Regions from separate parts of the Mus musculus genome. Here region 1 is linked to region 2. A link is a loop called in an ENCODE intact Hi-C map of the cell type or tissue named here. Cell type or tissue: heart. All regions are shown on one strand.

Evidence for each region. Peaks named below come from ENCODE experiments on the same cell type or tissue, not always from the same donor. Only the 100,000 strongest peaks of a DNase experiment are listed, where the experiment ranks them.
Region 1: it touches region 2 in a loop (2.3-fold over the local background); 3 of 42 quality-filtered maps call a loop at or near these places.

What each region holds. Positions count from the first base shown.
Region 1 is chr17:36,275,992-36,278,491 of GRCm38, reverse strand. No RefSeq gene overlaps it. Among named protein-coding and RNA genes, the nearest start is that of Trim39, 5.8 kb to the right of the region's middle. In heart, a CTCF peak has its summit at 1,305; no DNase peak of the experiment used is centred here.
Region 2 is chr17:36,946,112-36,948,611 of GRCm38, reverse strand. It overlaps Rnf39 (ring finger protein 39), which reads right to left. Exons shown (of 4, transcript NM_001099632.1): 4 at 626-1,556. The coding sequence ends at 976. Ppp1r11 (protein phosphatase 1, regulatory inhibitor subunit 11) reads left to right here. Exons shown (of 3, transcript NM_029632.3): 3 at 1-257. It overlaps Gm33595 (a long non-coding RNA gene), which reads left to right and starts at 1,530. Exons shown (of 2, transcript XR_385575.3): 1 at 1,530-2,256. In heart, a CTCF peak has its summit at 1,199; a DNase peak (open chromatin) is centred at 1,211; H3K4me3 peaks cover 1,177 bases; H3K27ac peaks cover 898 bases; H3K27me3 peaks cover 869 bases.

The DNA.
Region 1 (2,500 bases), 670 kb after region 2:
ACAGCAACCCTCCAGCCTCAGCATCTTGATTGCTGGGATTATAGATATGCACCACCATACCTAGCTCTGTTAAGGAGAAATCTTTTGTGAAATGAAGACTTAGTTAATGTAGCAACATTATTCTGTCTTGTCTACTTCTATCACCTAGCTTGTCACAGTAGTACAGCCCCAGACCTTGGAAAGTCTAAGAGGAGAATCCTGAACTTGAGGCTAGCCTGGGCTACAAAATGAGACCCAGTTTCAATCAAAGGCCACAGCTACCCCAACTTTAAGCAGACACACTTTGATCAGCAACTATCAACATCAAAGCAAGAACTCCTACCAGAAAGATTACAACTCACTAAAGCCTCTGGCGATTAGAAATTTTAGCAATGGTGGGGAGCGTGTGGGGGACTTTTGGGATAGCATTGGAAATGTAAATGAAATAAATACCCAATTTAAAAAAAAAAAAAAGATCACCATCTTATTTGAAATTCATGGTGAGAAGGTGAACTAAATATATCTCCGAATTTATGTCCCTTTAAATCTAAATTTATTACCATTTTTTTAAGAAAGGGAGATTTTGAAGTTATAATCGATATTATTGTGGCTGGGTTCTCTTTTTTTTTTTCTTTTATGAAATAAAAAGATCCTGAGTCAAAAAAAAAAAAAAAAAAGAAAGAAAAAAATTTTAGCAACAACATATTCAACCTGTATAACAGGAAGAAATAGATAAGTAGTGTAATTCATTTGATTATAAATTATGCCCAGGAGGTAGTTATTGACATCATAGGGCAGACAGGGGTTACTAGCTTTCTTTCTTTGAGGGAAGGGGCACACCTTTAATCCCAGCACTTGGGAGGCAGAGGCAGGCGAATTTCTGAGTTTGAGGCCAGCCTAGTCTATAGAATAAGTTCCAGGACAGCCAGAGCTACACAGAGAAACCCTGACTTGGGGGGTGGGGGGGAATTAACCCTTTGAGGGAGGGAATTTTGAGCAAAACACAGAACAACTTTTTTTCCCAAGCATTAAATTCTATTAGCTCTTTTAAAAAAATATAATTATTTATTTATTTATCATGTGCAGTGTTCTGCCTGCACGCCAGAAGAGGGCACCAAGATCACATTACAGATGGCTGTTGGCCACCATGTGGTTGCTGGGAATTGAACTCAGGACCCCTGGAAGCACAGTCAGTATATTCAACCTCTGAGCCATCTCTCTAGCCTGAACAACTTTACTGTATAAAGGATTATCCTGGTTATATCCTAAGAAGAGAACTGTGACACTGCAGTAAATTCCACAAGGATAGAAATGTCAGTCCCGGGGCTGGAGAGATGGCTCAGCAGTTAAGAGCACTGACTGCTCTTCCAAAGGTCTGGAGTTCAATTCCCAGCAACCACATGGTGGCTCACAACCATCCATAACGAGATCTGGCGCCCTCTTCTGGAGTGTCTGAAGACAGCTACAGTGTACTTACATATAATAAATAAATAAACCTTTAAAAAAAAAAAAAAAGAAATGTCAGTCCCTCCTCCCAGCAAAAGCAGTGGAGATGCTGGAAATAATGTGGACCTGGTCTGTAGATGGACCTAGAGCTCTTCCTAATGAGCTCTATCAAAGCACAAGGAAGGAATTATACAGGGATGCAGACTGTGCCAGAAAAATGATAGAGATGCCACCAGGAAAAAAGGAAAGACTGCCAATGGCATATGTGAGGAAGGGATGTGGCAGACAGTTTAGGAGATACTGAGCTGAAATGTCCACTAATATTTTGCTTAGGTGGGAGGTTGGCAGAGGGACACTTAGGAACAATGTCTGGGCTGGAGAAATGGATCTGGGTGGGACACATATGAAAGGTATTAGACCTAAGGAAGTGATAAGGGCACCAAGGGAGTGATGGCTACAGAGATACAAAGAACAAGGACAGAGCCCTGTGCTCCAGTGTCAGCATTGGGATTAGAGCCCACACCAAAGCAGACTGCCTCATTCCAGTGCCACATCCAGAAGGCACGGAAAGCAGGAGTCACAGCTTTCCTGTGCACAGCAATCACAAGGATGTCACTACAACCTGCTGAAAGTCAGCTGTCAAGTGAGAGAGCCCATGTTTGTGACAAGGTTGGTCTGGATCCTGCTGGTCTCCTGATGGTCTCCTACAGTAACAAGGGCATAGAACAGGATTCCCAGGCCCTGAAGTGTCTCCTCTAAAGACTGCTCAACAGGCATTCTGGAATTCAAATGCCTAACAGTTGGGACTGGACTTAGGGAGAGACCTGGGTCCTTTTAACAACTCACAAGCATCCTGGTACTCAGACACATGGGGCAGTCCAGTGAGATCAACAATCAAGTGTAACGAGAAAAATCTAAAGCTGCACCTGGACTCCTCACCATGGCAGGAAACGTGGCAGCTCATTAACCTGAATGATGAAAGAGCCTGTATTTGCACATATTTGGATAAAGCAGTCACTAAAGGCTGCTAAACAGCAATTTACATGGTCACGTCTTTACATTAGATGTATTTCTT
Region 2 (2,500 bases):
CCTAAAAGGAAAGAGGGAGAAAGCAAAGAGATGAGGGGACAGGCCCCTGCAGTATGCTCCTACCCTTTCCTGCCTAGGCTTTGGTGTCTGCCAACCCAGGTGTCTTGCTCTCTCAGCCCTCCCCGGCTGGTGCTAGGATCTGGGTACTGCCCTCCAGGCCTCTGGCTGTGCACAGTACAGAAATCAGCAAAACCCATGGCACCACTTAGATCTCATTTATTGCCACAGATGCACAAAATAAATAACCCAACATTGCACAGTGTGTTAAATACAGGCCCATTTATACACAAGGGAAGGATGGGAGACTATACAGAATGTTTGGGGTGCCTGAGTTGCTCCCGGGTTGAGGAAGGAGGTAGCACCATTAGTTCTTTTATGTGCAAGATAAAGTTCCAAGAGGGTGTTCAATGGGAAAAGGCCACGAGCAGAGGAAACAGTCATAAATGAAAGGTTGAGTATAGACTGGCTTGCATACATATCCTAGAATTTATGTTCTAGGCTTCAGGTTTGAGCTGCGCGGCTTAGGTTATGAGTTAAATGTCTTAGGAAGACTTTTTTTTTTCCTCTGAGAATCCTCAGAGTGGACATGAGCAGGAAGCTGCAGACTTCCTGCTGTGCATCATGCCCTGAGCCTTTTGGGATTGGAGGTAAATTAGGACTGTTTCCCAACACTGGTGGTACAAACAGAGCCTCTTTCTCTAGCCTGGCCTAGAATGGTACGGAAAGAGGACTCAAGAAAAAGGTCTTAGGTCATGGAGACTCGGGACTAGACTGGCTTAAAGGCACGAATGTACAAGCCAGTTGAGGTTTTGATTTGGGAGAATGTGAGTGGACAAAGGGTGCTTATTAATACTCCTGTTCCGATAGGTGTTACAGACAAGGTCACTGAAACAGGTGGGGATTTGTGCAAGGGACAGAAGTAGCCTCGAGGCCATCTGGACTACTGCGGTAGGGTAGGAGCTAGAGACCTGAGGCTCAGGCTTCTCCAGGCAAGATACGCAGCGGGGTACGCGGGTCACAAGTGCAGAGCAGGGGGAAGACACGCTCCCCGAGCGGGCCCGGCGCCTGGAAGGCGAAGAGCAAGTCCAATGAGCGGCCGTCATAGAAGGCCACACGACCCCGCTCCCAGTCCAAGTCCACGCGAATGCGCTGCGGCGGGGGCCTGGCACCACCTAGCAGGGTGGGCTCTGGAGCCGTGAGCGCCCACAAGCGGCCGCCGCGGCCCTCCACGGCCCATATAGCCTCCGATGGGCACAGCTTGATGAGGCCCTTGCGGGTCACGGACTCCCCGGCAGCGCCCACGGCGTAGCAGCTCTCTCCCGCGTTCTCATCCTGAGCTGTAGAGTCTCTGAAGGACGCGCCTTCCGCGGTCTCCACCTCCCAGCAGTGGCGGCCTGACGCGAAGCCCTGCGCACCCAGCACCGCCGGGAGCTGATCAAAGCGCGCGGGGCTGTCCAGCGGCGCAGGCGTTCCGGGTGGAGCCAGACTCACGCCGCGGTAGTCAGAGGAGATGAGCAGATCACGGTGTGCTGTGCGAGGGTCGAGCGTCAGGTCAGCTGCAGAAGAGGGGAGAGGGGGAACAACACATGGTACGTTTTTTAAGTCTAGAGAGAAGGGTGAAGAAGAGCAGAGGTGCTTGAGTCCTCTCGCAGTTCCCCTAGCGACCAGGGCGACCAGGATGGGAAGACACTAAGGCACAGAGCCGCTTTGTGCTCTGATCCACCACTTTTGTGGAACTGGACTTGGACAAAGACTATGCTGGTCAAGGAACCCAGCATGGAGACCTGAGGGGAGGCTGGTGTGTGGTGTTGGTGGAAGAGTGGCGGATGGGACTTATAGGGAGAATGATGACTAATACTTGAATCTGCAAGTGTGGTGGCTTTAATCCCAGCACTTGGGAAGCAAAGAGGGCAAAACTCTGTGAGTTCGAGGCCAGCTTGTATAGCAAGTTCCAGGCCCCTTAGGACTACATAGTAAGACCCTGTGTCAACAACAACACAAAGCAAAAACCTTGAATCTGGGTTGGGTACGGGAGCCAGGTCAGCAAGACTACTTACTGAGAGAGACTGATACCTGAGAGAGACTGATACCAGATAGGAACTAGAGTGATTTAAAGGAAGGGCAAAGGGAGGAATCCAAGGTATCTAGTAAAACCAGCCCATTTACCTTCCAGGCCAGGCCCATTTCTATAGGAGGTGTGGTCAGAGGAGATACAGAAATTGCCTAAGGGACCAGAAAGAGTCGCTGGCCTTGCAGGTATGGGGCGCTTTAAGGAAATGCTTCTGGATTAGGAGCTAGAAGGAATTTGTATTAAGTGAGATGGAGGGGTGACTAAGGAATGGAACATCTCGAGAGCTACCTTGGGAATGAGCACAGAAGGGGTAGAGGAGGTGCTGGAGTCTTGACCCCCTTTCCAAGAATGGGAGGAGGTGGAAGCAGGGATCTTGTACTGTCTGGGGGTACATAAAAAACGTGAGGGAACGTGGCTGAGATCTGAGGA